Regions from separate parts of the Homo sapiens genome. Here region 1 is linked to region 2. A link is a loop called in an ENCODE intact Hi-C map of the cell type or tissue named here. Cell type or tissue: OCI-LY7. All regions are shown on one strand. Each heading gives the region's core, and the rest is flanking DNA. Links, peaks and the distances in the headings are about the cores only.

Region 1 (15,796 bases), core at 5,090-13,089, 70 kb before region 2:
TTTCTGTGTCATTCTGGCTGATGCTTGTCTATTTTATTAGTTTTTACAGAAAACCCACTTTTGAGTTTGTTGATTTTAATTGCTTCTAGGGGTAATATTCATCTATGACAATATGACGTGTTCTTGCCATCCATCCATTCAGGTGGAGCTGGCATCCCCTAACTCAAATGATTCTTGGGTTAGAAATTGCCATTTCCTAACCCCAGAGTCATTTAAGAGGACATTTTAATTTCTTTCTTTCTTTTTTTTTAATCCAGACGGAGTCAGGCTGCAGTGCAATGGCGTGATCTTGGCTCACCACATCCTCCGTCTCCCGGATTCAAGTGATTCTCCTGCCTCAGCCTCCCGAGCAGCTGGGATTACAGGCATGCGCCACCACGCCCGGCTAATTTTATATTTTTAGTAGAGATGGGGTTTCTCCATGTTGGTCAGGCTGGTCTCAAACTCCTGACCTCAGGTGATCCGCCCACCTCCGCCTACCAAAGTGCTAGGATTACAGGCGTGAGCCACCGCACCCGGCCCTTAATTTCTAACATACTTTTGAAGTGCTTGTATTGTTGATTTCTAACTTAATTGCATTGAGGTCTGAGAAAGTGCTCTGAATGGTGGTAATTCTAAAAACTTGCTGAAACTTTTTCTAAAACTTTATTTACAGTTATTTAACCTGGTCCCATGTGCTTGAAAGAATTATTTTGTTTCTTGGATGCTAAAATGTTTGCCACTGCTCTGAGCAATTGTTGATTTTTTTTTCTTGACCCTGCTGGGACCTACTGAGGAGGGCATGGAATTCCCTCAGACTTCTTTGTCCAAGTAACAAGAGAGGGCCGTCAGCTGGCAGAGGATGGAGCCCCCATGCAGCTGTTGGCTGAGGCCACAGCTGGAACAAGACAAAAACTGCATAGATCTGAGCTGGGCACAGGGGCCTGGTGCAGTCGGCTTTCTAATTTATCATTGTCAATTTGGTATTTATTATTTTCTTCCTTCTGATATTTTTGTGCTTATTTGCTTGTTCTTTTTCTAATTTCTTACGCTGGAAGCTTAATTCATTTTTTTTTTTTAGCCTATCCTGTTTTCTAATGTAAGCTTTTAGGGTTTCAAATATCACTTTAAGAAACATTTAATCTGTACTCTTTAAGATTTAAGATAGTTTATTAGGGCTAAACTATTATTTTCTAATTTTCTTTTTTAAAAATTTTACTTTAAGTTCTGGGATACATGTGCAGAACATGCAGGTTTGTTACATAGGTATACACGTGACATGGTGGTTTGCTGCATCTATCAACCAGTCATTTAGGTTTTAAGCCCCGCATGCATTAGATATTTGTCCTAATGTTCTCCCTCCCCTTGCCCCCCACGCCCCGACAGGCCTCGGTGTGTGATGTTCCCCTCCCTGTATCCATGTGTTCTCATTGTTCAACTCCCACTTATGAGTGAGAACATGCAGTGTTTGGTTTTCTGTTCCTGTGTTAGTTTGCTGAGAATGATGGTTTCCAGCTTCATCTATGTCCCTGCAAAGGACATGAACTCATTCTTTTTTATGGCTGCATAGTATTCCATGGTGTATATGTGCCACATTTTCTTTATCCAGTCTATCATTGATGGGCATTTGGGTTGGTTCCAAGTCTTTGCTATTGTAAATAGTGCTGCAGTAAACATATGTGTGCATGTGTCTTCATAGTAAAATGATTTATAATCCTTTGGGTATATACCCAGTAATGGGATTGCTGGGTCAAATGGTATTTCTGGTTCTAGATCCTTGAGGAATAGCCGCACTGTCTTCCACAGTGGTCGAACTAATTTACACTCCCACCAACAGTATAAAAGCATTCCTATTTCTCCACAGCCTCACCAGCATCTATCGTTTCCTGACTTTTTAATAATTGACATTCTGACTGGCGTGAGATGGTATCTCATTGTGGTTTTGATTTGCATTTCTCCAATGACCAGTGATGATGAGCTTTTTTTCATATGTTTGTTGGCTGCACAAATGTCTTCTTTTGAGAAGTGTCTGTTCATATCCTTTGCCCACTTTTTGATGGGGTTTTTTTTCCTTGTAAATTTGTTTAAGTTCCTTGTAGATTCTGGATATTAGACCTTTGTCAGATGGATAGATTGCAAAAATTTTCTCCCATTCTGTAGGTTGCCTGTTCACTCTGATGGTAGTTTCTTTTGCTGTGCAGAAACTCTTTAGTTTAATTAGGTCCCATTTGTCAATTTTGGCTTTTGTTGCCATTGCTTTTGGTGTTTTAGACATGAAGTCCTTGCCCATGCCTATGTCCTGAATAGTAATGCCTAGGTTTTCTTCTAGGGTTTTTATGGTTTTAGGTTTTACATTTAAGTCTTTAATCCATCTTGAGTTAATTTTTGTATTATTTTCTAACTTCAACATAGTTTCTTTTTTGACCCATGAGTGAGTTAGTGTATTTATTAATTCCTAAACATGTGCTCCCTCTCCCCAGTTATCTTTTGTGTTTAATTATTAATTGTGGATAAATAATAAAATGTTCATGAAACCAAATTTTTAACATTTTTTGGGTTTTGCTCTGTGTCCTGGAATTAGGTAAATTTTTGTAAATGTTCTGCTTGTGCCTGAAACATGCCTGTGTTCTCTCATGTCACAGATGCGGCTGGTGTCACCTATGTCTCTGGGGCTCTGTCATTTTGGGATGTTCTGTATAACTCGCAACTAGCAGTGACTGCATCTCTGTGTTAGAAGGCATTTCTGGAAATACGGAAGGCAGGGCAGGCCAGAAGTACTTGGGAATTGACATTCCTAGGAAAAGCCATGAGACAGTGAGGATGAGAGCTGGGGAAAGGCCCTCTCCTGTCTACAGACATGTTTGTTTTACTGTCCTGGTGAACTGAAGCTTTGTCATTGAGTACTGACACTCTATTTATTGCTCATGGTTTTGCCTTACATTTATTTTTCTGATATTTACATGTATTCTTTGGTTAATGTTTTCTTGCTATTTCTCTTCTCTCTTTTTAGTTTTTTATATGGAAATGTCTAAACATAAAATAGAGAGCTTCGTGTAACAAACTACAATGATGCAGCTTCAAGAATCAGCAGAAAACCAACTTTTGTATTTTAAACCTGTTTTTAAAGAACTAAGTTGGCTTTTGAATTTTCTCTCTTGGAGATGTTTTTCAAAGAACCAGACCATTCATCCATTCTACCTATGTCTGATTTCTAACTCAGGGACTTCTACTTTTACCTATATTAATTCCTTCTTTTTACTTTTTTTTGCCAGGTATAAGGTTTGTTTTAAACTTCAATTATTCTACCCTTCATTTTCAAAATTTTTAATGTGATTCTCTTTTTATATCTTTTTTCTTTGTTTAATAATTTCTTCTGCTTCTTTTACATTTGAATAATTTCTTCAGTATTTCCGCCAGAATGTCCTATAAAATTAATTCTATTTGATGTGAATGCATGCTTCTAATGTTTCCAATGCTAGTTTTGGGGATCGGTCATTTGGGCTGGAATCCAGGTCTGCTGGCCCTGGTTTTCAGATAGCTCTTCACTCAGTTATGTGACTCCATGGCATTAAAAAAGGCTTTGAAAGGCCAGGTGCAGTGGCTCACGCCTGTAATCCCAGCACTTTGGGAGGCTGAGGTGGGCAGATCACTTGAGGCCAGGAGTTCGAGACCAGCCTGGCCAACATGGTGAAATCCTGTCTCTACTAAAAATACAAAAAATTAGCTGGGCGTGGTGACACGCACATGTAGTCCCAGCTACTCAGGAGGCTGAGGCAGGAGAATTGCTTGAACCCAGGAAGTGGAGGTTGCAGTGAGCTGAGATCACTCCACTGCACTCCAAGCTGGGTGATAGAATGAGACTCCATCTCAAAAAAAAGTGGGGGGAGCTTTGAAAGCCTCACAAATTAGGCAGACAACTGTAAAAACTTAAACAAACTATTATGAAGGCTTAGTAAGGTATTCAAAGCCAGTGGATTGTTAGACGTCTCCATGTGTTTTAGAATTGTGGTTTGCAAGCTCATGTTGCATGAGAACTTGAGTTTCTGTTTTTTTGTCCCCCAACCAAGGAGCAGCTCTGGGCCCCCTCTCTGCCAGCTCCCTCCCATCCCAAGGCTCACCTGGGCCAGCCTCCTTCTCCCTAGGGGCTGGGGCTTGTCTAGCAGAGTCTCAGCACTGCCATCTGTGAAACCCATCCCCTCCCTTGCCCACAGTGTCCTTGGCCAAGGAGCCCTAGCCCAGCCCAGCCCAGCCAGCGGCAGCAGCAGCTTTTTCTCAGTCACTTTCACCAGCAGGGCTGGCCTGACCCCTGCCCTGCTTTAAGCAGGGAGCTGTCTCCATCCCCACCTCACTCCTGACCCTCCAGCACCTGCCTCCAGCCCCAGAGCCCAGCCAGCCATCCTCAGCCATGGGCATCCCAAACCTGGCTTTGGGTATGGATTTGTTCTTCTAGGTTTTATGTTTGAGGCAGCACCATGTCCCCACACCACCCTGCCTATTCGTGAAGAGGTCTGGAGAGGTGGTGTGACTGCACAGCATCAGGGACTGGTCAGCTGAGGGATGAGGGCTGGAATCCAGGCCTGCCGGCCCGACTCTCAGGGCACACATCACTCTGGCAGGGGACTTCATGACATTAAACAAATTAGGCAGACAAGTGTAAAAACATACAAACTATTCTGAGACTGCTTAGTAGATAAGCTATTCAAAGCCAATGGTTTATTAGAAGAGGGAAAAATATATGTGTGTGTGTGGTGTAAGTGTGTCTGTGCGGTGTGTGTAGTGTGTGTATGTGGTGGGGTGTGTGTGTGGTGTGTTTGTGTGGTATATGTCTGGTGTGTGGTGTGGTGTATGTATGGGAGATGTGTGGTGTGTGATGTGTGGTGTGCATGTAGTGTGTATGTAGTGTCTGTATGGTGTGTGGTCCGGTGTGTGGATGTGGTGTGTGGTGTGTGTGATGTATGGTGTGTGGTACACTGTGTGCATGTGTGTGTGTGTGGTATGGTGTGTGTGATGTATGGTGTTGTGTGTGTGTGTGTGGTATGTGGTATATGTATATGTGATATGTGTGTGGTATGTGTATGAGGTGTGTGGTTGTGTGTGTGAGGTGTGTGGTGTAGTGTGATGTGGTGTGTGTCTGAGATGTGTGGTGTGGTGTGTGTAGTGTGTGTGTTGTGTGGCATGTGTGGTGGTGTGTGTGTGAGGTGTGTGGTGTGGTGTGTGTTTATGGTGTGTGTGTGTGAGGTAGGTGTTTTGTGTTGTATGTGTTGTGTGTGGTATATGATGTGGTGTGGCACGGTATGTGTGTGAGGTGTGTGGTGTATGTGGTTTGTGTGTGTGGTGTGTGGTTTGTGTGATGTGTGTGAGGTGTGTGGTGTGGTGTGTGTCGTTTGTATGTGTGATGTGTGTGGCGTGTGTGCACACATCTGTGTGGTGTGCGTGTAGTGAATGTGTGTTTGGGTATGTGTGTGTTGTGTGTGTATGGTGTGAGTGGTGTGTGGTGTGTATGTGTGGTGTGTGTGTGGTGTGTGGTGTATATGTGTGGTGTGTGTATGTGCCTGTGTGTGTGGTGTGCATGGGGTGAATGTGTGTTTGGGTATGTGTGGTGTGTGTGTGGTTTGTGTGTGTGGTGTATATGTGTGGGGTGTGTGTGTGGTGTATATATGGGGCATGTGTGTGGTGTGTGTAGTCTGTGTGCATGGCATGGGGTGTGGGTGTCTGTATAGAAAAATGAAGAGGAGCTCCCTGAGTTAACATACCTGGGACCCACTGGACAATTGAGCCTCATGTTTTTTTAAAACCTTAATGGTTAGAAGACTGGGAAATAGTTTTTTTTTAAACCATAAGCAATTTCTGTGCCCAGAAGTGAGGAATTCCTTGGGTGGAATATTTCGTTGCTCTGGTAAGCCTCACAGTGTCATTGGTGTGCGTTTGGCCGTGGGGGAAGAAAAGGAGGAAGAGGTGATGGCTCCAGTGAAACTGCAGGGACTTGGCGCCAGTGGAGCTGGCAGTGGCCTCCACTGGCCAGTAGGGACCAATCGTTAAACCCACTCTTGGTCCAAAATTGAATTATTTTAAAACCAAGAGTACTAAATCCTCAATCCTCAAACCTTATCAATTCCTAGTTATGTTATCCCATTTTATTCTGTCAGTTCCGGAGGTTGTTGATGGTGGAAATACTCCACGACAGGGTGCAGCTGCACCTCTCTTCCTGATGTGTCCAGGGAAGTCATATTGGGCACTTTTAATTGGTCAGTGGTAGGAGCATTGACACCATGGAATTTGGCAAACTCTACAAGCCAGGGAGTTATTTTGAACCCCCAAATCTGATTGTTCAGTGTGGATCAGTATACCACTGCTTAAAGCCGTGGCTTTTTGGCTTTCCAGGTTGATGAGGCCTCACTCTCCCCTTATATCGGTCAGAATAGTTCCTTAGCAATACGGGAAGCTACTCTCCTGTTAAGATCTGTTAAGATGTGAGTATGGCCGGGTGTGGTGGCTCACGCCTATAATCCCAGCACTTTGGGAGGCCGAGACGGGCAGATCACGAGGTCAGGAGATCGAGACCATCCTGGCTAACACGGTGAAACCCCGTCTCTACTAAAAATGCAAAAAAATTAGCCAGGCATGGTGGTGGGTGCCTGTAGCCCCAGCTACTCAGGAGGCTGAGGCAGGAGAATGGCGTGAACCCGGGAGGTGGAGCTTGCAGTGAGCTGAGATCGCGCCACTGCACTACAGCCTGGGAGACAGAGCAAGACTCTGTCTAAAAAAAAAAAAAAAAAAAAAAAAAAAAAAGATGCAAGTATCTCAGTATCTTAGGACAGCCAGGGATAAAAAACATGGTCATTCAAAAACAAATAAGCCCAAGTTGTTTCAAATATAAGAGGAAAAAATAAGGTAAAACTGTCAATTTCTTAAAAACAAACTACTAGTTAAGGAAAAACCATGACTAATAGAGAAGAATATATTATTGACCATTTCTAGAACATGCACACAAAAGACAAAGCTAGAGTTGCCAGTATTAGTATTAGCAGGAAAATTATGCCAGTAACAGTATTAGCAGAAAAAAAAGGAAGCAAATTTCATGTTCCTACATCAGAGAATAGCTGAATAAATTATGGCACTTACAATTCAAGGAAAGATGATGTGGCTAATAAAATAATGGGTACGATCTGCATATATGGCCATGGAATGCTTTCAAGATATGGAAAAGGTAACATGATTAGTACAATTCCATAGTGATTTAAAAGGAAAACTACCTCACATAAATAATGCACACACACAGACACACACACACTCACAATTACTTATGTGTTATGATCAGAGGAAGTTATGGAAGGATGTTGTTTTGGTCTGCTTGGGGTATGATAGGGTTTGGCTGTGTCCCCACCCACATCTCATCTTGAATTCCCACGTGTTGTGGGAGGGACCCAATCGGAGGTAGTTGAATCATGGGGGTAGGTCTTTCCCATGTTGTTCTCATGATAGTGAATAAGTTTCACGATATCTGATGGTTTTAAAAAGGAGAGTTTCCCTGCACAAGCTCTCTTCTCTTGTCTGCCGCCATGTGAGACGTGCCTTTCGCCTTCCACCATGATTGTGAGGCCTTCCCAGCCATATGTAAGTTCATTAAACCTCTTTCTTTTGTAAATTGCCCAGTCTCACGTATGTCTTTATCAGCAGCATGAAAACGGATTAATACAGGATGCTATAACACAACAGCATACAGTGGGTGGCTTAAACAACAGAAATTTATTTCTTACAGTTCTGGAGGCCACAGCCTTAGTGTTCTCTTCTGAACATGGCTTCTCATTTTTTACAACATAGATAGGCTGAGATTTTTCCAAATCTTTAAGTTCTAGTTCTGTTTTGCTTAGCAATTCTTTCTTCAATCCATTATCTTTTCTCACATTTCACTATAAGCAGTCAGGAGGAACCAAGCCACTCCTTCACGACTTTGCTTGGAAATATTCCCAGCTAAAGATCCCATTTCATCTTTTACAAGTTTCACCTTCCACAAAACACTAGAACAGGAACACATGTCAGCCCAGTTTTTTGCTACTTTATAACAAAGATCACCTTTCCTCTGCTGTCCCACGCCATGTTTCTCATTTCCCCCTGAGACCTCACCCACATGGCCTTTGGTATTCCTACCAGCATTCTGCTCATGGTTGTCTGTGTGTCCTCTGAGATGATGAATGCTTTCCCTCCAGCTCTCCTCTCCCCTTTCTGAGCCCTCAGCAAATTGACTTTAGTGCTTCCTTCACAGCTATCTCAGCTTTTTCTAGCATGGACCCCCAAACTCTTCCAGCCTCCACTCATCACCAAGCTCCAAAGCTGCATCCATATTTGTGGTTCTTGGTTACAGCAGCATCCCACTCCTCAGGGCCACTTTCTGTCTCAGTCAGCTTAGGCCGCCATGGGGACTGGGTGGCTCAAAAGCAACAGGCTCCCAGTTCCAGAGCCTGGGAAGTGTGAGATCAGGGTGGTGGCAGGGTCAGGGTCTGGTGGGGGCCCTCTTCGTGACTGGCCAACAGAAGACTTCTTGCTGTGTCTCCCATGGTTAGGGTTGAGAGAGCATGAACATGCTGGTGTCTCTCTCTTTGTATAGGGCACCAATCCAAACATGAGAGCCCCACCCTCGTGACCTTATCTCCTCCCCAATGCAGCACCTCCAAATACCACCACATTGGAAATCAGGGGTTCAGCACGTGGATTTTGGGAGTCCATAGCAGAAATACACCCAATTTTTAAGTATCTGATACGTGCATTGGGAGTGAAAAAGGCTAGAAGCATTGTTTCATATATCTTTATTTTGTTATAATTTATCCTATTTTTTCGAAAGAGATCTTCCGCTTCTTTTTGTTTTCTGAATAATTTGGTCCTAAAGTCATGAGGTGGGCTGAGCAGGATAGGGTTCTATTCTGGCATGGACAGGGCAGTACCCTGAGTCAGAGGAGGTGCAGGAGTTTGAGCAGGGTGAGGGTCGTGCTCATGGAGGGGAGGCCTGGTGTAGAGGTGAGAGCTGGGGGAGATTGGGAGGCATCCTTTGGTGGGGGCAGCTGACTCAGATTGTATGTACCCCAGCAGGGGCAGGTGGGTACCCCACAGGGGGGCTGAACGCTGCAGCTCATGTCTATTCCTTATGTCTTTCAGGGTTCACCCAGGGCCCGAAAGCTTGTGTCTGGACCATTGAGAAAGACAACTGGACCGTTCTATGTGGATACGAACATGCAGGAGGAAGTCCATGCTTCCTAGCACAGGCCCTAGAATCAGAGTAAACGAGGTCAGAAGTCAGCTGCCCCACTGGCTGTGTGCCCTAGACAAGCCAGGGGCTCCTCTGTGCCTCAGTTACCTCACCTGGAAAATGGGAATCACTTTGGAGGGACCAACTTGTCCTGGTTTTAGCACTGAAATTCCCACTTTCCAGGAACTCCTCTCCCCTCCTTCCCAGTCCTGGCAAAGCCACCCTAAATAATCCCCACAGTGCTAGGCTGCGCTGAGAGTAAAGTGCTGAGCGCGGGGCAGTCACTTGGTAACAGGTAGTTACTGCTTTCATAATAATGGAAGCAGTTTACAGACATCTGCTTGGGAGAAAGTATGAAACTGTCCACCACCCACAGTCTGGAACTGCTAGGCTTTTAGTTTGTGGAGGCCTCGCCGACTGTCTCCTTCTCTTCTGCAGTTAGAGAAGGGCTGCAGGAGTGTTAGCAACAACTCAGCCAGAAAGAGAAACCAGTGTATTTCCTGTGATCAAGTCACACAGCCTAGGCTGCAACAGCGAGACAGCCAGTAGTTAAGAAGTTGGCTCTAAGACTGAGCAACCAGGAAGAGCTTTGGCTGTGGGCTAAGATGGAAACCACGAGCGGAAGTCAGACATAGCCCAGGGAGAAGGGGGCTGGGCAAGGCATTTACTCATTTAGAAATCTATCATCTCTCTCTCTCTGCCTACCTATCTATGTATCTATCATCTATCTATCTCTTTATCTATCTGTTCATCATTGATTCATTCCTTCCTTCATTCAAAAAGATGTCCTACATATGGTTGCTTCATATTGGTTGAGCTCAGTTATGTTGCTAAAAAGATTTTTTTTTCAATTTAAGAGGCATGGACATTTTGCAGTGGATTTCAGTGGAAAGTTGATGTTTGTGGGTTCAGAAGTCAGTCCTTCCCACACGAGCTCCAGGCCCAACACTTGCATCTGCTGGGAAGCAGGTTGCAAGCCCTGTGAATGCTTCCGGGACAACAGTTCCCTGTCTCAGCCTCTGATATGAGCTGTGCCATGGTGCACACTCTTGCAATGGGGTGGCACGAATATCGCAGTCAGCCAAGATCCTCTGCTATCCTAGAATTCCCAGGAAACTCCCCTTGAGAGCTTTAATCATTTGTTTGCCCTTCAATAACTGCTTATGGAGAAGTTCCCAGACTCACTGACACCTATCATTTTAGGGGACAGTTATGAATGAAAAACACTTTAAATTGACAATGATTGGGCTGGGCGCAGTGGCTCACGCCTGTAATCCCAGTACTTTGGGAGGCTGAGGCGGGCGGATCACCTGAGGTTAGAAGTTCGAGACCAGCCTAGCCAATATGGCGGAACCCCATCTCTGCTAAAAATACAAAAAATCAGCCAGGCGTGGCAGCGCACACCTGCAGTTCCAGCCACTTGGGAGTCTGAGGCAGGAGAATTGCTTGAACCCAGTAGGTGGAGGTTGCAGTGAGCTGAGATTGTGCCACTGCACTCCAGTCTGGGTGACAGGAGTGAAACTCCATCTCAAAAAAAAAAAGAAAAGAATGATTGAATTGTTACATTTCAGTTATAATACATCTTTTAAATTATGTTGTAAATCAGTTGACAATATATTATTTAATGTCCCAAAATATATTAGTGTCTATACAACTTTGAAGAGTTATGAAGTATGGCAACATAAAATTGCAGAAGCAACTCAAGTGCAATATACAGTGGCTGTAAATATACTTTGTAGCTAAGTTTTTCTGGACACGGAAGTGGGAAACATTCAACTTTTTAAAACTAGTGATTTCAGCTCTCTAGACTAGACTTAATTTTGTGTACAGAAAACAAAACCTTTTCCCCAGAACATGACTGCCTGCTTTTTCCCTGACATTGCATAGATGCCATTTGGCATAGAACATTTTTAGATTTATGTGCCCAATTGTAGAATCCTTGACAAATAATGCTTCTGGTATGGACTTCTGAAAATGACCCCAGTGTCAGCTTGCATTTAAGAGCACATTTTTCCATGGGGAATTCTAAAAGTATGGCAGGTACTGACTTTCCCAGTGAAGATGTGGCCAGGGTTGGCAAATTCCCAGCACAGTGTCCCTGCCCCGTTCCGTGGCAGACATCACTAAACAATCAGAGCCTCAGGCCCCGCTGAGTGTGGGCTTGGCTCCACAGGAATTAAGGCAGTGACAGCCGTACTGGCAGATCGGACTGGGCATGTAAGATGAACCCGAATGGCCTCCTCCTCAGGTGAGATACTTTGTGCTGACGGGAGCTCTATTGGTGTTCGCTTCATCAGCCCTTGCTACACAGTTTAGAAGCCATCGGAGCTCTCAAGTCTCAACCCTCAGAAATGACTGTGTTAACCAATATCCTGTCATCTCCATCTCACCTCCTCGGCCCTGGGGTTGTCCCCCTGGCCAAGAACCACCCTGTAGGTGATGCTGGGCCATACTTGCCCCTGCACAAAACCCCGCCTGGATCCCAGTGGATTCCTCAGCACCTGTGTGGCTGTGGCATGTGGGCTTCCAGAGATCTTGTGTGAAGGGAAGACCAAGCCTATAGCCCTGGAGGCCAGGGGCCAAATTTGGAATATTTTTCCAACACCCACAGTGTTGCAGAGCTCTCTATACTGAGTCCTACAGTTTGGTACCATGAGGAATTACAGTGAGGCAATCTATTTACAAATGAAACAAAAACAGGCTTTTATGGACTGGCCTGGGAACCTCACCCTTGCACAGATGGGAAAATGCATTCTCACTGCTGAACAATAAGCCCACGAAAGCACTGGCTCGCCTGGGACTGCCAACACGGGATGGTGTGCGCTGCCTACAGACCAGAGAAGTGGACAGTGGCGCCTGCCGCAAGCTGCTGGGGCACCCGCTGCAGAGCTGCGGCTGAGGGGGAGGTGGGCTTTTAGCCCCAGCAACTTTAAAGATCCTGTCTCCAGTGCTCCATCAGGTTTTATAAAGAGATCTGAATATTCGAAATTTTTAAGTTAAGATTTCGATGGTTTCTAAAGACAAAACCTTTGCTATCAGGGCACATTTGTACACAGGGCCCCCAGTCTGACTTTTAAAGAGCGCAGCCAGGAGCCAGGAAGGCTGAAACGGAATCACACTGTTAGTCCCTGGCCGCCTCTGGCTCTGCTCTGCTGGAAGGGCCCTGCCCACTGTCCTGAGGAGCTCAGGATCTCATGGGTTCCAGGTAGCAGGTGAGCTTTCTGTGGCCCCATACACCAGGTGTTCCATGCCACCTTGTGCAACCCACTCCACTCAGCTCCGCTTTCCATCCCCAGACCCCCTGCCATCAGCTGGAGACCTGAAGGTAGGGAACAGCTGTCCACATCCAGCGGTGACTGTGGGAGGTTCACAGCACACTGAGGAGGAGCATTCATCTAGACCCCGAGCTGTCCAACTTACTGCCTTTGAAACCCTCTGAACCCTGGGGAGGCACTGACTAGCTTTGCTTTTCTGTCCTCTCGGCTCCCATGAGGCACAAATGGCCTTTCGGTTTTCCTGCAGCCACTGGGACTGTCCCAGCTATGTGGGCAGCACCTGGACTGTCTTGGTGAGCAGATTTGAGATTTGGTCAACAACAGTCTGTGATTTCTATCAAATGGCAGCCTACTACACACATATGCCTTTCAACTCCAGCTACATGAGATATTTTTATGTGGTTTTTCCATTTTCCACATCCTGCAATTATTTAATAGGTGTTGTGGCTGTAAGATTCTGCCGCTGACAGTTGGGAACCTCTTAGGAGCCCTCTTCCCGTGTTGGGGAGCAAAATGCTCTGCCCCAACGTGACTTTCTATGTTAGTTTTGACGGCGCTATTTCATTTTCTGTCCCAGCTCATGCTTACCTGGCCTGCTGTGGACAGGCCTCATCCTAGCAGCTGCTTCTCTGTAGAAAACACACAATAAACATCCCACTGCCAACAGCAGCGTACATCCCAGAACTCATCGGCCACCGGAGCCTGAGACATTTGTTAACATGACAAGGCCAACGGCAGTGCAGAAAGTGAAAATCTTTGAGGAAGCAGGTGCGGCCAGTCTGCATTCGTCTCAAGCCCTCCCAAGTTTACAAATGAAATCATGAAGGAGCCCAGTTCTCTCCAAGTATAAGCTCCCAGGAGAGGGGTTCCCACTAGGGGCTATATCTAAAATGGGTCATTGTTCTTGCAGACAAATTCGCCTGCACTGTCCAGTAAAACAGAGGGGCATACATTCCAGGCGTGCCTTCACACATCACTGTGGCTCGTAGCCACGTGTCAATGTGGTTCATAGCCACTCCCGCTCACTAAATCACACTGCCTGGGCAGGTTCTCCAAAGATCAGAATATGGAAGGGCAGCACAGCCGGCCTCAGGGCAAAGCAGTGAAGCACTGGGCCCTGTGTTCGCTGTCTTTGGACCTGGCTGTCCCCTTCTTCCCTCACGCACCTTCTCCCCACACCTATTGTACAGAAACCACCATGTGTGACAATTTGTGACCTGTTTTCCCTGTTCCCACACCACCCCCTCTGCCTGCCTACGGTCAAATCCAATTCCCCTGGCTTCCTTCTTCGTGTTCCTATTCCCAAACCCTTCTCCCTTTTTTTTTTTTTAACACCTTTCCAGTTTCTCTTTTTGGAAGTGGGCCAGAGTCAGCGATCAGGGCAGCTCTTTCTGTGAATTGAAAAGGACAGGTGCGTCAAGCCGGTGTAGATTTGCTAGACTCCCCACAGGGTCCTTCTTCAAACCCCTCCTTATTTTTATTAAGAAGAAAAATCCCCCACATCTCAAGCTCTCCCTTTCCCAGCTTCAGCCTGCCCTGCCCACCGAAGGCATTTGCAGTTACCCTGCTCTCTCCTGGGCTTTCTCCCTGGCTCCTGCCCAGAATATTCTAGAATATAGACTCCAGGAGGACTAGAAAAAGCAACTCAGTGGTTTAAAAAAGACTGCTTTGGAGAATGACATCTTTAATGCTAAAAACGCTAATTGTCATTAACTTCATTATCTTCGTTATTCTTTATTCATCAAGTTCTTTACATGGAAAGGACCATGTTTCCTCCAGGACTCGTAGCTGACACCACCCCACCCCCCATTAGACAGCTTCCTCCACTGCTGCCAGAATGGCTTTAAATGGCAGAACACAGTTCCACAGCACACAGCACAGCTTGAATACAAACGCCCCTGAGAGGAGCGAGGGCCAAACAGCTGGTCTCAGATGCCAAGAGCAGGTTCTGAAAGGTAAGGAGAGGATGACTGAGCTCAAGGACACCAAAGATGCAGAGGGGTGGTGACCAGAGGAGGTCCCCGCAGGAGGCTCCAGGGGGGCCCTCAGAGACACAGCTCCTGCCCTTCCCAGCATGGCCCAGGGTGCTCCAGCAGGGTGAAGCCCCCGCGGGTAAGCCACTCCCTTGCCTGTCATCATCCCAGCCAGCCACCACGCCACAGTCTCCACGCCACAGTCTCCACACCACAGTCTCCTTGCTGTTTTGTGGTTCTCAGACCTGTTGAGCTTTCAGCAGAGCAAGAAAATAGTCTGCGGCGTATTTTTCAGAGTGAATCATTTCTTATCCTGTGGTTCATCAGGAAAAAACAAAGCAAAACCCTCATCCTCATGTCCTCGTGGCCTGAGCTCATACACAAATCCTGCCTGCAATGACCTCAGACTGCACCAGCAGGTGAGGCCGGCAGTGAGGGCAGCCTGATGGGCTTAGACCAGCAGACCAGGTTAGGAAAGCAGATGGCCCCTTGCAGCAGGGGTGCAAAGCCCCTGAGGTATGTGTGCAAGGGGACTGGCAAAGCGTTGTGAAAGAGACGGAGGACACTGACCATCAGCGTTGCCACCTCCAGTGGCTCAGGACTGACCCGAGGCATGGCTCTCAACTCTGGTCACCCACTGGAGTCCCCTCTTCCTGGATCCCACACCCCAAGCTCCTGCCTTATGGGTCAGGGGTGACAGTCACTCCCCAGGTGATTCTACAGGGCAGCCTGGCTTCAGAACTGTGATGGCATCACACTCAGTCACTGTGCAAGAGGCAGGGAGGCCTGGCCAGTCTGGGTGGGGCTGGAGGGTTAGGTGTTCATGACAGATGGGGAGGGAGTTGGCACGCTCTGCCAGGGCTGACGTTACGATGATACCATTTTCAAGAAGGAATACAGAAGTGATGTGGGCACTTAGACCCAAGGAGCTGGTTCAAAATGTGCAGCCTCGGCCGGGGGCAGTGGCTCATGCCTGTAATCCCAGCACTTTGGGAGGCTGAGGCAGGTGGATCATGAGGTCAGGAGATCGAGACCATCCTGGTTAACATGGTGAAATCCTGTCTGTACTAAAAATACAAAAAATTAGCTGGGCGTGGTGGCAGGCATCTGTAGTCCCAGCTACTGGGGAGGCTGAGGCAGAAGAATTGCTTGAACCCAGGAGACGGAGGTTGCAGTGAGCTGAGATCACACCACTGCACTCCAGCCTGGGCGACAGAGCGGCCCTCCATCTCAAAAAATAAATAAATAAATAAAAAACAAAATGTGCAGTTTCAGACCTATTGAGTCAGAATGTGGCCAGTGTGTTGGGCAAACTCTGGATGATTCTT
Region 2 (15,796 bases), core at 4,835-12,834:
AAAAAGCAATTCCTGGAACACATGCAATGTGATGCCTTTTCTAAAAACTTCAAAACATTCAAAAGTCACCAAAATTGTTAAAGGATAAATACGAACGTGGTGCAAGATAGAGAAAAACAAGGATGTAATACCATTCAAGAGAGTGGGGACATCTGGTGAAGGCAGGGGACTGGGATGAGGGAGGGGCGCCGGGCCTGGGGTGTGTTGCTGAGATTACCGCCTGGCTGGCTCGTGGGCACATTTATTTTTCATTGATTTATTCATTTATTTTTCTTCCTCACATCTCACAAGCAAGTGATCTGCACAGAAAGTAAGTGTCATATTGTGTGTGGACTCCGGAGCCAGACCACTCAGTTTAAGTTCTGTTTCTGGTCGGTTTCACTTCTGCTTACTAGCTATGGTTCTTGGGGAAGGTTATTTTAGGTCTCTGGTGCCTCAGTTTTCTCATCTGGGTGTATTGAAATATGGACCTTGCAGGGTTCTGGTGAGAATTAAATGAGTTCTGTGTTGAGAATTAAGTGAGTTAATGTATGCGAAAGCTTAGAATCGTGCCCTGCGGCATAGTAGATCTATATAAGCATCAGCTATTGCCATCATCAGCATCATCATTTTGTAAATGTAAGGCAGTTTGAAATCAAAAAAGTAAAAAGACGGTATGGAGCTGTAAAGAAGTGAGAGGGAGGGCCAGGCGCAGTGGCTCACACCTGTAATCCCGGCACTTTGGGAGGCTGAGGCAGGCAGATCACCAGGGTCAGGAGTTTGAGACCAGCCTGGCCAGCATGATGAAATCCCATCTCTACTAAAAATACAAAAATTAGCCAGGCATGGTGGTGCACGCCTGTAGTCCCAGCTACTTGGGAGGCTGAGGCAGGAGAATCACTTGAACCTGGGAGGCGGAGGTTGCAGTCAGCCGAGATGGCGCCACTGCACTCCAGCCTGGGTGACAGAGTGAGATTCCATCTCAAAAAAAAAAAAAAAGTGAGAGGGGGATGAAGAGTCCTCACTGGGTGAGGAAGGTGCCCGTGTGTTGTGTGTCTTGGGTCACGTGTGAACACATATGGGGGTGCAGGGGGAGGGGGCGTTTAAAGGATTCTAAGTCTAAACCACTGAGGACTCTTGGGGACAGGAGGAGAGATGAAGACTGGAGGAGGAACTGAGGGTTTCTAGCTGCGCGTGTTGACCTTCTCCTGGGGTGGCACATCCCATTGAAGCCATGTTCCCAGGGGACAAGCAGAGTGGACCCAGCTCTTTGGGGACTTTGGTGCTTCCAGTCTTATTTTGAAGGCATTATAGAGGGGGTGGAAGCCAGATCCAAACCCAGTTCACTTCCCATTCCCTGCCCCATGCCTCAGTGGTCTTTGGTTTCCCGTGGGTGCTCTGGGCATCCTGCATGGAGGGGGACTCCAGGCTCCCAGAGATAGGCAGCCGCATGCAGTGGTGCCCAAACGTGGAGGAGCACAGTCCAGCTAGCCTGTTGGAAGAGAGCCCTGAAAACAGGGCTGGGACCTCCCAGGGAATGAGTCAGGGGCCACCCATGAGCCTCCCTGCAGGCCTCCTCTGGTGGCCGCTCATGGTCATTGAGATTTTAGTTCTTTGGGTCACACACACAGTGAGCGCCAGTGGACAGAACTTGCCTGTGTGAGGTCAGGGTCTCTCCCGCGGTACCCTCCATGTGGGCCATTCCTGAGTCTCATTTTCACTGATGGGAACATAACACAAACGTGCTTTGTCTCTCTTGCACTTACCCCTTTCCTCCCTGGCATGCTGTGCTGCTGGCATGGAGGCAGGGTCAGGAGCCCAACAAGGGGTGTGTGCGGGGTATAGGAAGGTGGCCCCCAGACCCCGCAGGGATCGGCTTGGGAGAGACCCACCAGACACATGAAGGGAAGCAACAGCAGCACTAAGTGGTATTGCTGGCAGGAACGGCAGGGATCACAACACAAAGGCAACAACAGAAACGAACACAGGGACAGCTCAGCGCCCAGCAGACATGAACTTGCCTGACCATACCCTGTGAGGAGCTAGGGCTGTCACTATCTCCTCTGGAATACAGAGGCCCACGGTCGGTCGGTGACCTACCCAGGAGGGAAGTGGGATTCAGACCTGACTAGTTTGCCTCCAGGCCCTACTGTTTTGACTCTCCTGATGGTAAAATGATGAGTCTGCAAATTGAACAAGTGCTTGGAGGAAGGAGGTTTGCTTTAGGTTTGGGCAGGAAAGGGAGGACCTGTATTCATGGAGGCCCAACCGGGTGGCAAATGCTTCACAGTCCTGATCTCATTTTGTCTCCCCAGCAGCACCAGGTGGAAGGAGGTACGTGTTGTTACCTCAGTTTACAAATGAGATAACAGAGGCTCAGCGAGATACACTAAGTTGTCTTAAGTCTGAAGATGAATAAGGACTCGATGTAGGATTAGAGCTGTGGCCAGCCACCGTGTGAAGTTTACTTGCTTCTTGGGGCCACAAAACTGGCTCGATGAGCGGGCAGGACAAGGTTGGGATGATAGGGTGGTCCTTTTCAATGGGATGAATGGCAGCGGCCAACGCATGTTTGGGAGACCCTGACCAGACCAGCCTGGTGTGGGGGAAGTGGAGGCGAGGCGGGGGGAATGGGAAACGTGTCTGGAAGGGCCCAATTGTGGAAAGAAGGCCTTGAACCCCAGGCCTAGGCACAGTCGGTCCTAGAGGGAGACAGTGGGGGCCCACCCAGAGAGAGCTGGGAGACTCAGAATCCCACTGGAGCCCCTACTCTTCCCAGGCAGGCCACGCCAGCACTGGCCTTGGGCATGGGAGGGCCTCCCAAGTCATGTGCAGGCCCAAAGTCCTTGCTTTACTTTACAAGACAAGCACAGAGCCGAGGCCCAAGGCTTGCATGTGGCATCATCTCCGTGTCCGTCGAATCTGAAAGGACCAGGGAAGCTCAGGAAGCTGAGTTCAGAGGCATCCCTCTGCTTGGCAGCCACCCTGACCATGCCATTGGGTTGCTGGAAACCCCAGCTGTGGAAACGGAACCGCTGATTCTGAAGCTCTCCCCGCAATGCTTCTTGGATGTGGCCATGCACGGGGGCAAGGGTTTGATGAGAGCATCTGTGCCATTGCCCGGACAAGAAGGAGCTGTTGGCTGTCATTCTTTCCAGAAATCTCAGCAATGTAAATGTTCAGGGAGAGCAATAAGACCTCGTGGTTGCCAGCCAACTCCTGCTTCTGGAAGCTTTCCAAATCTCCCTGTGCCTACCATTGTGCCTGTGCTGGATTTCTGCTTGTTTTTCCTTTTTCTTTCAGAGTTTGAATTTGGGTTTGGGAGGATAGTAATTTGATATATTAGAGCAGCGATAATCGCTGTCATTAAGCAGAACCCAGCTCCTTAATGTCTGTGTGTGGACGGGCCAAGTGCGAGCCAGTGTGTGGGGCTGGGATGCCTGAGAGCACAGAGAAACACAAAGCCAGGGCCGCCGGGCAGCTGGGGCAGGTTAGGGACACTTCTTTCGTTGTCCTGTTTGAGACTCAGCCATGGCTGCTTTGGATGGTCTCTGGTTGGTGTTGGACTATGATTTTTCTTTAGCGGGGGTGACTCTGATGTCATTCAGCTTGGAGATGTGTCCCAAATAAACCTTTAATCACAGAAAAGGTGCTTGGAAGGACAAGGGGCACCTTCCTGGCCCGGTGACTGCAGCTTGGGGATCACCCTCCCATTGCCTGGCTTTCCCTCCTACTTTCCGAGCAACCACCTCTTGGGTTTGGCGTTTTAAGGTTTCCCCACTTGGATTTTAACCCCCATTGGCAGCAGGTTTAGGAAAGCCATCAGAGGGAAGCCCTCCTCCCTGACATCATCCCCGCCCAGGTGGTGTTGGGGCGAGTGAGGTTCTGGTGCTGGGGAAGCTGCTGCTTGAGGATAGCAGTGGGAAGAAGTTTCATGGCAGCAGCTGCCACCTATGTGTTCTGCAGAGCACCTGGCAGGAGAGACTCGCCTTCCCAGTCTCGGCACGCCTGGATGCCGCATTAGCACACAGGGAGGGTCATGGTCAGAGCTTCAGGATGCAGTGGGCGAGGTGTCTAAGATCCAGATGCTAGCCTTGGAGGAGCTGGTGGGACAAAGGCTGTTCCCAGGGATTGCACCTGCCTGGCCCTGCATCCAGGGAGGATCCTTTCAGCTGGAGATGCCGGAAGTTGGCAGAGCTGGGGTAAAGGGCAGAAACATAAAGACCAGGTCAGCAGCAGCTCCAACTAAGGCAGATGCCCAGAGCAGATCAGAGAAGCAGACCAGAGATGAGCCGGCACCGCTGTGGGGGAAGGATCATCCCAGCCATCATGTGGTTTGGGGGAAAGCTGGGACCCCACTTGGTACAATTTAGGAAGGTACAGAAGAATGTGCATTCCATCATGTGGGTTCTGCTTCTCCCCTGAAGCCTCTGTCAAGAGCTGCTTTGGGTCTTGGTATGGAGAAATGCCTTCATTTGGCCAGACCCATCTGGCAGAGGCAGTCACGATGCCATTGGACCCCCAGGCAAGCAGCCCCTCCTAGAGAGCGAGGGTCTTGGAAGGCCTGGTATGACCCCCATGCCACTCTGTTTCCTAGGGAACCCTAAAGGGAAACCGCACGTGAGGGACTCCACTGAGATAACCCTGACGTCACCGTGCCACTGTGCCCCTTGTCTGCAGGGTAACTTGGCTTTGAAGGAGCATCAGGGGACCCTCTGTAGGACTGGGGGTGAGATCGATGGACCTGCCAGCTGTTATTGTTGGGATTATAGGGAAGTGAGGAGGTCGTGTGTGCCTCCTTGGGGTCTGAGTGCCTCCTTGGGGTGCCTAAGGGAGACTGAACATCATTTTGGTGATATTTATTGATGTAACTACTCCCTTTGCACGATATTTATTGATGTGACTATTCCCCATCACTTGTGGGATGCTGAGCTGTGCATAGCACAGTTCAAAATATCTGATCTAAGCAGGCAGGAAGGAGACAGCTGCTGGTGCTGCTTAGAGTTAGGCGCAGGGATGAAACCCATGAGATGAGGAGGCTGGTGGAGGAAAGGGACTGGGGGCAGTGGAGGGATGGAGAAATGGACAGAAGTATGGATGGGGAATGCTGAATGTGAGGGAGACCCCAGAACCGGATGACACAAGAAAACAATCCTTGGCTGTGGCCGGGTGACCATGTTAAGGCCATTAAAGTCATGCTTGGAGAAACCACATAGATGCTTGCAGCTTTGCCTGTCATCCAGTGGACTTCAGAGCACAGCATCCGTTCGAAATCCAGCGGCAGATTTTCATAGTCTGACAAATTAAATCAGCTGTTCTCCTGGCGCCAGAGTGGGCTTCCTGCCCCACACTCACTGAGGGGTGGTAGGGAGGGGTGGCCTGTCCTTTGCACACTAGTGGGCAAATGATACTGTCTTCATTTTATGAGCAGTTCTTGCCCCCTGTGACTTAGAATCCCTCACGTGTGTTTTGAGATCCATTTTGATGTTATTAAGCCCAACTTCCCAGACCTTCTTCCTGTTCTTCTTGTTGGCACAAAAGCCCCCTTCCTGTTTCAGAAGGTGCAAAAAGCAAGAGGATTGATCAGCGCGTGGCTTTGCCACATGATCACGAAAATGGAGGCGGTCGATGAGAAGGCCCTTAGGCATTAGGGGGAAGAAACAAGTAGAGTAAAAAGGAAATGTCACTGGATGTCATAGAATATGGATTTCTGTCCTTTCTGCCTTGAGCTTTCTCTTGGGGAGGGAGGAAGAGGGGTCTGGGAGAACAAGACAGCCCGTTCTGAGCAGAAGCCCCTTTCAGCTCTGGGCTGAGATGAATGGGGAGCGAGGGGGAGGGGAGGGAGTGTAGCGCAGCTGGGCTCATCCCATCAATGTTGGCATCCAAAGAAAAATCACGGCTTTGGGTGGGGAAACTGGGTCCTGCTGTGTAGTTTTCAGATTGAAGTTGATGTGAGACTTGGAGATCATTTGGCAACCTTATTGGTGCTATTGGCATAATTTAAATAATGGGAAGGATTTTATTCTTAATTGTTCCAGCCAGGTTTAGAAGCCTGGAAAAAGACCAGTTCTGCTTTTAGAAGTATAAAAATACCGCAGGGATGGAAAATGCTTCATGCCTGACAGGCAGATGTAAATGATTTCCAGTTATATTTCAGTACCTGCGCAGGGGCAGGGCCCCGTTGCTAGTGATCTGATGAACTAGTCAGCCAGTGGGGCGCGGTGTGCAGGGGGCGTGTGTGTGCACACAGGATGTATGTACATGGTGTGTCTGTGCCTACATATGATAGTGTGTACATGGTGTGTCTGTGCACGCATGATTGTGTGTACATGGTGTGTGTGCACATGATGCACATGTGTGTATATGGGTAGACGTGTATGTGATGTGTGTCTGAGTGCATGGTGTGAGTGCACACATGTCCATGTGTGGGTGTGTGTGCATGCGCGTGTGCCTGTGTGCACATGGTGTGTGCATGGCATGGGTGTGTATCATGGCCTGTGTGTGCACACTGTGTGTACAGGGCAGACGCACTCACTGAGGGCCCCTTCAGTTGTAATAGGCAGAAGGAGCGCACGAGGAGGCTGAAACGCCAGTTAGAATTTCAGCTGTGAGCTCTTCTCTTCCCCACTTAGGGCTGGGATGTTTTCACAGAAATCACAGAGCAGCTCTCAGAGCCCAAACTCATTGTTTCTCCTGGTTTTGTTTGTGTTGACTTTCCCTTTAATCCATGCTCAAGCCCCTCACCTGTTTAGAGGGGATGTGGCCCGACTTTCAATGAAAATCTCTCCAGTTCTCCTGCCGTGGCCTCTCGGGCTCCTGGGGAACAGCACCCTGAGCCTTCTCCTTCTTAACTGGTGAGTTCTGCAGAGAATGGGGCTATGGTTGATAGTGTAGTCTTTGGGAACTTTTGTTATTGGACAAATGTCCACTTTGTTTTCTAGGACATCTCTTTGTGTCCCCCAGAGTGAACCAGCTGGAGCCAGGGAGCCCCTAGAGCAGTAGCAGCCATTAGGGGGAGCCACTGGGAGTCAGGTGCCTTGACTTGGATCCAGGTGTGCACCCTTTCTTTCCAAGGGTCTCTGGGTGAGGCCCGTGACCTTCCCAAGCCTCTCCCTGTCTTGTGAAACCTGGGCGTGATATACCTCCCTTTTAGGGCTGCTGCGATCATTTAGGCAGATTAAACCTCATAAGTGGTTTCCCATACAAGAAAGATGCTAGCAGTGCAACAGACAGAACACTTACCTGCCTGCCCTCCCGCCAGGAGGTGGTCTTCCAACTTTTGCCCGGAGTCTACAGAGGGTGGGCCCTCTCTGCTGGGGCTCCGGGACATGGTCAGGAGAGGTTGGTCTGTCTGTACCGCCATTCTCTTGGCCAGACTGTGGTGTCTGGTCCCTACTCACACCTTCCTGTCAGAGTATCCAGAGGCCGCAGAGTATCCACACCCTGGCTGGGTGTACTGGCTACAGATGGCTGTGGCTCCAGGTCACCTGCGTGCCTGGGTGATGAGAAATAATGTCACAACAAATATCCCATCTGCATTCTCTGGGACACTGACCCATGAAGAGAAAGCAGTTCTCACAGTTTTTACAGGCACAGGTCAGCTCTCAGAGTGCTGGGGACAGGGTTCCCACCAGGCAGCCCTTTCTGCTCCTCCCAGAGACTGATGGCTTCTCTGCATTCAGAGGGATCTGGGAGCATTGCAGGAATAGGCTCTGGCTCTTCAGAAATGATCACGAGCTTAAGGAACTGGGTCTGCAATGTGAAGCCTTAGGTCCACTCTCCTTGGTGGGAGCTCATGCCCTCCCCAGGCTCCAGGACCCAGTCAGGATTCTTAATTCACGTGGCTATGTCAGCGCAGCTGTCACTCCCGGAAATGAAGAGAGACCCCTCTTGCCGTCCTTCTCACATTGCTTGCACTTTCCAGCATGCATTTTGTTGTGATGTTTTGTCTGTAATTGCAACTCCAGCAGCAGCCAGTGTTTATTAACCATTTTCTATATGCCGGGCTCAATGTGAGGCATTTCGAACACATTCTCTTGTTTGGTCTTCACAGACACCCTTAAGGTTAAGTACTCATTTCATGCCCATTACCAGATGAAGAAAACAAATTTTAAAAACTCAAGGAACTTGCCCAAGGTCACACGGCTAATTAGAGGCCGAATCTAGAGCCGATTTGGAAATTTCAGGGCCCACTGGAATCTCCTGGGTCATGCCCCAGGCCAATTCCTTCAGAAGCGTTTCTCAAACTCCCCAGGAGATTCCAGTCAATCAATTTGCAGGCAGCTTTTTGGGAACCCAGCTGGGCTGGAGTCTATGTAGAATATCCATGGCACCCGCAGCCTCTGCAGCATCTGGCCTGAGTTATTCTTCCATTGCCCGGTGCTATCATACAGATACAGGACTGGTGACTACAAACAGTGTTAGCAGGACGTACTTGGAGCTCATTTGGCAGTGGGAGTGGACGTGCTGGGGGCCATCCCCCTTCCACCTGAAGCGTTCTTGTCCTAAAGCATGTTGCTGAGACAGCTGTGTAGGGCGTGGCGGTGACCCTGGGGAAGGACCGTACTGAGAGCTCCAGACTCCAGCCAGCCTCCTCACTTTGGCCACATTCCAACAATGCTTACTGCCTTCCACAGTGGATGAAATATTCCAGAAATCAGAATGTGTTGAAATGTGTGGCAAAGAAGAATGTCATACTTGCATATGTGCTTACACTGGCCACTGAACTGCATACACAGTCCCAAGAGGTCTCCCTGCACCGCGAGGCCCATGCTAGAAAAGGCGTTCTTCAGGAACAGACTGAGGCTTCATGAAGATCCTTCCCTCCATCCATCACTCCATTAATCCTCCCCTCCATTCATCCCTCCACTCATCCCTTCATTTACTCCATCCATCCTTCCTCCCATTTTCCCATCCACTCCATCAGCCTCTCCATCCATCCCTCCACTCATCCCTTCATTTACTCCATCCATCCTTCCTCCCATTTCCCCATCCACTCCATCAGCCTCTCCATCCATCCCTCCACTCATCCCTCAACTCACCTCTTCATCCACTCCATCCATCCTTCCACACTTTTCCCCATCCACTCCATCAGCCTCTCCATCCATCCCTCCATTAATCCTCCCCTCCACTCATCCCTCCACTCATCCCTTCATTTACTCCATCCATCCTTCCTCCCATTTCCCCACCCACTCCATAAGCCTCTCCAACCATCCCTCCATCTGTTCCTCCATTAATTCTTCCCTCCACCCATCCCTCCCTTTATCTCTCCATCTATTTCTCTCTCCATCCCTCCCTTCATGTCTTCCTCTATCCCTCCTCCATCCCTCCCTCTATTCCTCCCTCCATCCCTCTTTCCATCTCTCCCTCCATCCTTCCCTCCATCCCACCTTCCATATCCCCCCCATCCCTCCCTCCATATCTTCCTCCATCCCTTCCTCCATCCCTCAATGCATCCCTCTCTCCATCCAGAGTTCACCACACCCTGAGTCCCCAGTGCTGCACTCCTGAAACTCACTCTGGGATTTGCAACTGGGGGTTGCCTTGAACATGTTCCCTGTGTATCCGGTTGAATTTTGGAAACACCCATATCTCCATCCACTCTATCAGCCTCTCCATCCATCCCTCCATCCATCCCTCCATTAATCCTCCTCTAGAGCATTCTACTAGAGAACAGCCGAGGTCAGCCTTCCTCTGCCTCTCAGGGGAGTAGGGCGCCTGCTGGCAGCTGCTGTAAGACTCGGGATGAGGGCTGCCCCCTGCAGGTGGCTCTGAAAGCTGCAGCTCTGAGTGGTGCCCCCAGCAGCAGCTTTGTTCCCTAATTAGGAGGGCACAGTGGCTGTCTAGAAGCACCCAGGAGGGAGCTGCTCCAGAACTTTCTTTATCAGCTGACAAATCAACCTTCTCATGTGAGGGGAGTTTGAGTCGTTCACTCCAGAATTCTGGAGAACCGTAGGATTCGGAGCTCCTTGAGGGCATAGCCAGTGCTTTCCCTTGTTCCTGGTGGTGATCCAAGCTTGCCTTTCTCTCAGACCTGCCTCAGTTGTCCTGTTCTCATACCCTGTTTTCCCCCAAGAACACAGGGTGCATCCCCAGCCTTAGCTGGATTTTCTTCCACCTTGCAAAGGCCCCTGCCTGGGAGACATGTCTTGGTGTGAGAGAGACGACATTGCGTTCCCAGATGTCGCTGGTGCTGGGCTCAGCTCCAAAGTTCTGGAGCAGAGTCAGCAAAGCACAGCCTGGAGACCAGATCTGTGCTCTGCCTGAGTTTGTAAGTGAAGTTTTGTTGCAGTAGCCACAGCCGTGCATGTACAGGTGGCAGCTTTAGCTTCTGCTAAACTGGAGAGCTCAGTGTTTGTGACAGACTGCGTGTCCTGCAAAATCGAAAATGTCTGTGATTCAGCTCTTCAGGGAAAAAGGGTGCCGATGTCTGGCCTACAGGGCTCAAGCATTGTCATCATGCCCCCATCCAACCGTCCACTCAAGGTGCATTGACTGAGGCTGGCTGGCTGGAGTCATCATGTGGGCCCTCAGGCTATGGAGGCAAATCGAGTGGCATTGCCTCTGCGGAGCTGGCCATTACCTTGTTTCCTAACTGTCACTCATTTGATAAAAACTGACAAGGTTGCTAGAGCCACGTGTTTGCAAACCAGTGGGCATTCGCACGTGCATGTAATCCACACAGTTACTCGGTGATGGGAGTATACTTGAGGGAAAGCAGCTCACAGATTTGCCACTTGCCACAGGTCATGGTTTAGGAAGAGGCAGAGGTGGGGTGTTTTCTCATTAGCCCATTCCCTCCTCCCTTTGGATGGAAGAAAGGAAAAGAGCAGGGGAGAGAGAGGCCAATGGCAAAGGAGCACAGCGGGAGAAAGAAGGCCCCCAGGCTTGAGCGGCCCTGAAGCTCAGCAGCTGTGGGTTGGACGGTGGTGTTGGCTTGCTCTTCCCCTTCCCTCCTGGTTTCTTCAGGCCAGTGCGGCATCCTGCACGTGGTCAGTCCAAGTCCAGGGAGGGCCCCATCACCTGGGGGTGGTCGCTATCAGTGGCAAAGTCTTGTCAGCAGCTCATGGGGCAGGAAGGGCCTATGGTTGGGGGTTTCCTGGCGATCCCATGGAGGAAGGTGAGGATGAGTTGTGTTGCTTCTCGGGTGAAGCTGGTCACGTGGCCCTAAAGGCATTCAGAGTAGATGCTCACTTCAACCCTGCAGGTGGCATTGGGCGGCAAGCATTTCTAGGACCCAGCTTCCACCACGGAGCCGAATGGTGGCCCGGCTGGGGCCAGGGCTCCTCTCGAGGGGGCCTGAGATGCTGAGACCCATGACGCTGCTGCTCCTGCCAGGGGCTCATCACCTGTGAAACACAAGCCGGGGAGCCTGAGTGTGGCAGAGTCTCCCTCCCCAGGGTTCCCTCTGCAGGATTTTGTTTGGGTTCTTTTGAAGTTGAAAAGATTTTCAAAAGAGCTCACCAGAATATCTAAAACCATGTTATTTAGGGAGGAGAGGAGCCGCATGGAAGGGCCCCAACTCCCCAGTGACCCCCTCCACCAAACGCACACCAACTGGTGGCATTAGAGGTGACAGTGCAGCAGGATGGACTTCTTACTTCCCCTCTCAGTCTTTGCACTCAGCCCCAAGCAGCTCCTGCCAAGGAGCCAAGGAGAGGAAAATATCCCTTAGCAGGAAGGAAGGAAAATAGAGGCATCCCAGAAACTGAACAAGGACCCAGAAAGCAAACCCCACCTCTGTTCCCCCATGAGCTACCCACTTTTCCCCACAGCCCCACAGCTGTGTGCCTCCCTCTCTCCCATTTTCTTTTTTTTTTTGAGACGGAGTCTCGCTCTGCCAGGCTGGAGTGCAGTGGCACCATCTCAGCTCACTGCAACCTCCTCCGCCTCCCTCGTTCAAGCGATTCTCCTGCCTCAGCCTCCTGAGTAGCTGGGACTACAGGCGCCAGCCACCACACCCGGCTAATTTTTTGTATTTTTAGTAGAGACAGGGTTTCACCATGTTAGCCAGGATGGTCTCGATCTCCTGACCTTGTGATCCACCCGCCTCGGCCTCCCAAAGTGCTGGGATTACAGGCATGAGTCACCGTACCCGGCCCCTCTCTCCCGTTTTCTACCCTCTTTCTTCTTCTAGTACGGTGAGGTGGGGGCGGGTGCTCTTGTCCTCCTTCCCCCTCTCCACCACCCCCCCTCTCCCGCCCCACCCAGGCAGCTCTGGAGTCCTGCTGGCTGCAAGTTTACTAAACGGAGGCATTTGTGAGGGGATTTCAGATACCCTGCTGTGCTCAGGCCAGGGTGACAGTGTTTTGATGTTTGCGGTTGGAAAGCTGACCTCCTGGATGTGGGGTGACGGGAGCGGCCGGTGGGAACAGTACTGTCTGCATGGCATCTTCTCCCATGAGAAAGGATGACTCCTGAGAAAACAGACAAGCAGGATAGCAAACTCCATCGCAGACTCCCTGGCCTGGTCGAAGGGGCACAGAATCCACAGGGGCCTGGGGGAAGCTTGGGCAGCTCCCCACCCCCTCTCTCCACTGAAACCCCGAGCGAGAGTCCCTCTGTGTATCGGGGACTGCCCGCTTGTGAGGAGACGCATTGCCTCGCTCTGGCTTGGAAGAGGAATGTCCTGCCTGGCCCGGCCCCCTCGGGAAGCTGGCGGGTGAGTGAACAAGACAAGGATGGTGAAACACGCTGCAACCTCGGCCGCGGAGCTCCATAAACACAGGATGGCCTCTTGTCCCTGCTGTTTATCCACATTTATGTTTATGGCGTACTTAACTCACGGAGAGGTCAGAACGCTGAGCTATCAGAGTAACATTTGACATTTGGACAACCACAAAACAAGGCCCTGATTCTCTGCGGGTGCCCACTTCACCTGGTCCCAGCCCAGCCCAGTGCAGGTGGACAACACGCCTTTGTTGGTGCTGCTGGGAAACAAAACCCAATGACCGATCTTCCCCAGGGTCTCTCGAGAAGCAGCCGGCCCCTTTCCAAACTGCAACTCGTTCAATGAAACCTGAGTGAGCTAGTCACTTGCTTATTATGTTCTGCAGGTAACCAGGACTGGGGGGTTAATGGTTCCCAAGGGGCTCAGATCCCTTGGTTGCTGGGCAGGTAGTAGGAGAGGTTTTTCTCACACGAAGCCTTAGGGAGCATGCATTTGGCTTGGGGAAGCATACTTCCTAGCAGAGGCTGCAAGGAGTCCTTCATGTAAACAGGGCTTGAGTCCTCCGTAAGGGACAGGAGACCTTCCCACATCCTGGCAAGAATTCTTCTTTTTTCTGAGGATGTTTTGTGGAATGAAAAATAAATTGAAAGGTAAAGGTCAGTTGCACAAGTGAAGATCTCTTTGAATGGGCATAGGAATTCTTACGGCCGTAGATTTCAGAGCATCTCACTGCATCAGCGCTGCCAGCTACCCTGCCCACACCTGGGTGGTATTCTTAGCCTTAGGTGACCCACGGGGTTTCTTCTTTATGAGGGGAAAGGCTTGAAATTCCTTCTGATCCTCTGTTCAATATTTCATGCGATATCAGACTAAATGCACAATTCTGGATTGAGCTGACTGTATTGATTCAATGGGAATATGCCCACTCGGAGGAGGAGGGAGGGAGGAGGGGAACGGCTGGGAACCGCTCTGCGGGGCCTGGCAAAGGCACTCTTGGCCCCGGGTGCAAGAGCCGCCTCCGGGTTTGGCAGAAGGGGTTGGAATCTTGGATCCTCTGCTGACCTACCGTGTGACCTTGAGCAGGTCATTAACCCTCTCCAAGCTCTTGTATGTCACCTGTAAAAGATGGAGAAGAACACAGTAGTCGCTTGCTGTGAGGCCTAAGCGGAGTGACAGGAGCAAGGCTGGCGCGGTGCCCACCCCAGTGAGCTCTGGCCTGGTGAGGCCCGTTCTGTGACTCATGGCCTCTGCCAGGGGACTGGGCTGGCCCTGCCTGTGCCTCCTTCAAGGGCACATTTCTACAGAGTGAGGAAAACTCTCCTAGCCCCGAGCGATGCTGCCGTGTCCCCCGACTCTTCCTAGGTGTTGACAGTTGACAGGTCTCGGTTCTCTTTGCAAAGCACTGTTAGCTAATGTAGGAAATGTAAACATTCAGTGCCTTCCTGAAATTCCTTCTAGACCGGAACCACCTTGTTCCAGGGGCTGTCTGGCAAGTGGTATAGCCCAGCCACAGCAGCTAACAGGGCTCATGGGATTACTGGGGGGTAATCTCCATCTCAGAAAGGTGCCTTGACTTTTCCATGGGCAAAGGAATGTTGCCTTCATTTCCAAGGGAGGAAACCGTCTTTTTTATTGTTTGTTTTGGAAAAGTTGTATTTCTTTGTTTAAAAATCAACACCTTTGGGGGTTTACTTTAGATTTAAAAGTAGTTAGCCCTGAAGCGACAGGAAGGGGACGTGAGGGAGCTCCTAGGAGTGGGCCATGTCCCAGTTCTGATCTGGGGGCTGGGACCCTGGTGTGTTCGATCTGGAAAAGCATGTGAAGCTGTGTATTTATGGTCTGCGCACTTCTCTGTGTTTTCTACACCTCAGCGACATTTACAGCAAAATGTAATTACTCAGAAGTGAACACAACAGGCACATTTCCATGGCCATTGTCTACGGGTTTCCTGATGACTTCTGTCTCGCCCACTTGGGGAGGGGTTTGTGCTTATGTAACACAAGACAGACGGAGCCAGCAACCCCGTAAAAATGCCTGAAGTAGGTTGATCCTGCCGTTAGACTGTGGGGAGGGGCCAGGCGGCTGGGCCTGCAGTGGCCTCTGGGCATTGCCTGATGGCTCTGGTCCCAAAGGGGTCTGTCCTGTCAGAAGGGAGGTGTGGGAAGAGACGACAAGGCCACGGCGTTGCCTGAGACGGGATGTTGCTCAAGGTTCATTTGTGCCAAGAGCCCTTCCTGTCTTGTGAGTGCCACGAACATTTCCTTCCAGTAACCATTGTGCAGGCTCCATTCCAGGTTCGCGGGGCATGATAATCAAGAAGCTGGTCTTGCTCACGTCCTCATGGAGCTGACATTCTCAGGGCCTCCAGGGCAGTGACAGAGCTGGAAGCAGAAGAAGACGTGCGTCACATGGCGGCTGTCGGATGCCCTGCTCATCTGGGGTGCCTGGTTTGGGGTTGGCCAGCTGGCCTTTAGGAGGAGCAGCTTCATTCCAGCGTTATCTCCTTATACTCATGATCACCGGAATTCGGGATGTCTGCACAGGCTGTCTCTGAATCTCTAATGTTCTAAAAGTGGCTCATTCTGAAGGAGGGGATAACTCAGGAAACTCTTTAGTATTCACTTAATTTTAAACATTACTAAATGCTTCATCTGCGTGGTTTTTAAACATCTGTTCATCCATCCATCTGTCTGTCCCTCTGTCCATCCATCCATCCATCCTTCCATCCATCTGTCCATCCATCCATCCGTCAATCTATCCATCCATTCATTCATCTATTCATCCATCTGTCCATCCATCCATCCATTCATCCATTCATCCATTCATCCATCTGTTCATCCATTCATCCATTCATCCATCCATTCAGCGACACTTGAGTATCTACACTGGGCCAGGGCCGAATGTTTAGAGATGGAAAGGTGAGGTTCCTACTTCTCAGAGGATGCTGGCAAAGGAAAGGTGAAGGGCAAGAGAGAGAAGGTGGAGAGAAAGAGAGAGAGGAGGAGAGACAGAGAGGAGAGAGAGGGAGACAGAGGAGAGAGGGAAGGAGGTGGGGGAGAGATGGCCACATGGGGAAAGGGGGAGGACCAGGAGAGAAGAGATAGAGGAGCGCTGTTTGGGGTGCTGGTTGGTGTGCTCTGGGGAGCT

The links. A loop is a pair of places that touch in the nucleus more often than their neighbours do. Peaks named below come from ENCODE experiments on the same cell type or tissue, not always from the same donor. Only the 100,000 strongest peaks of a DNase experiment are listed, where the experiment ranks them.
Region 1: it touches region 2 in a loop (4-fold over the local background); 14 of 110 quality-filtered maps call a loop at or near these places.

Annotation. Positions count from the first base shown.
Region 1 is chr21:42,178,669-42,194,464 of GRCh38, forward strand. No RefSeq gene overlaps it. Among named protein-coding and RNA genes, the nearest start is that of ABCG1, 33 kb to the right of the region's middle. RefSeq lists enhancers at 9,429-9,668, 9,809-9,968, 14,334-14,834. In OCI-LY7, for the core only: no CTCF peak of the experiment used is centred there; DNase peaks (open chromatin) are centred at 9,763, 10,193 and 10,613; H3K4me3 peaks cover 2,509 bases; H3K27ac peaks cover 4,257 bases.
Region 2 is chr21:42,249,042-42,264,837 of GRCh38, forward strand. All of the region lies in intron 2 of ABCG1 (ATP binding cassette subfamily G member 1), which reads left to right. Among named protein-coding and RNA genes, the nearest start is that of ABCG1, 38 kb to the left of the region's middle. RefSeq lists an enhancer at 12,067-12,567. In OCI-LY7, for the core only: CTCF peaks have their summits at 6,961 (motif pointing right), 9,745 (motif pointing left) and 9,961; DNase peaks (open chromatin) are centred at 6,180 and 9,720; H3K4me3 peaks cover 1,194 bases; H3K27ac peaks cover 2,064 bases.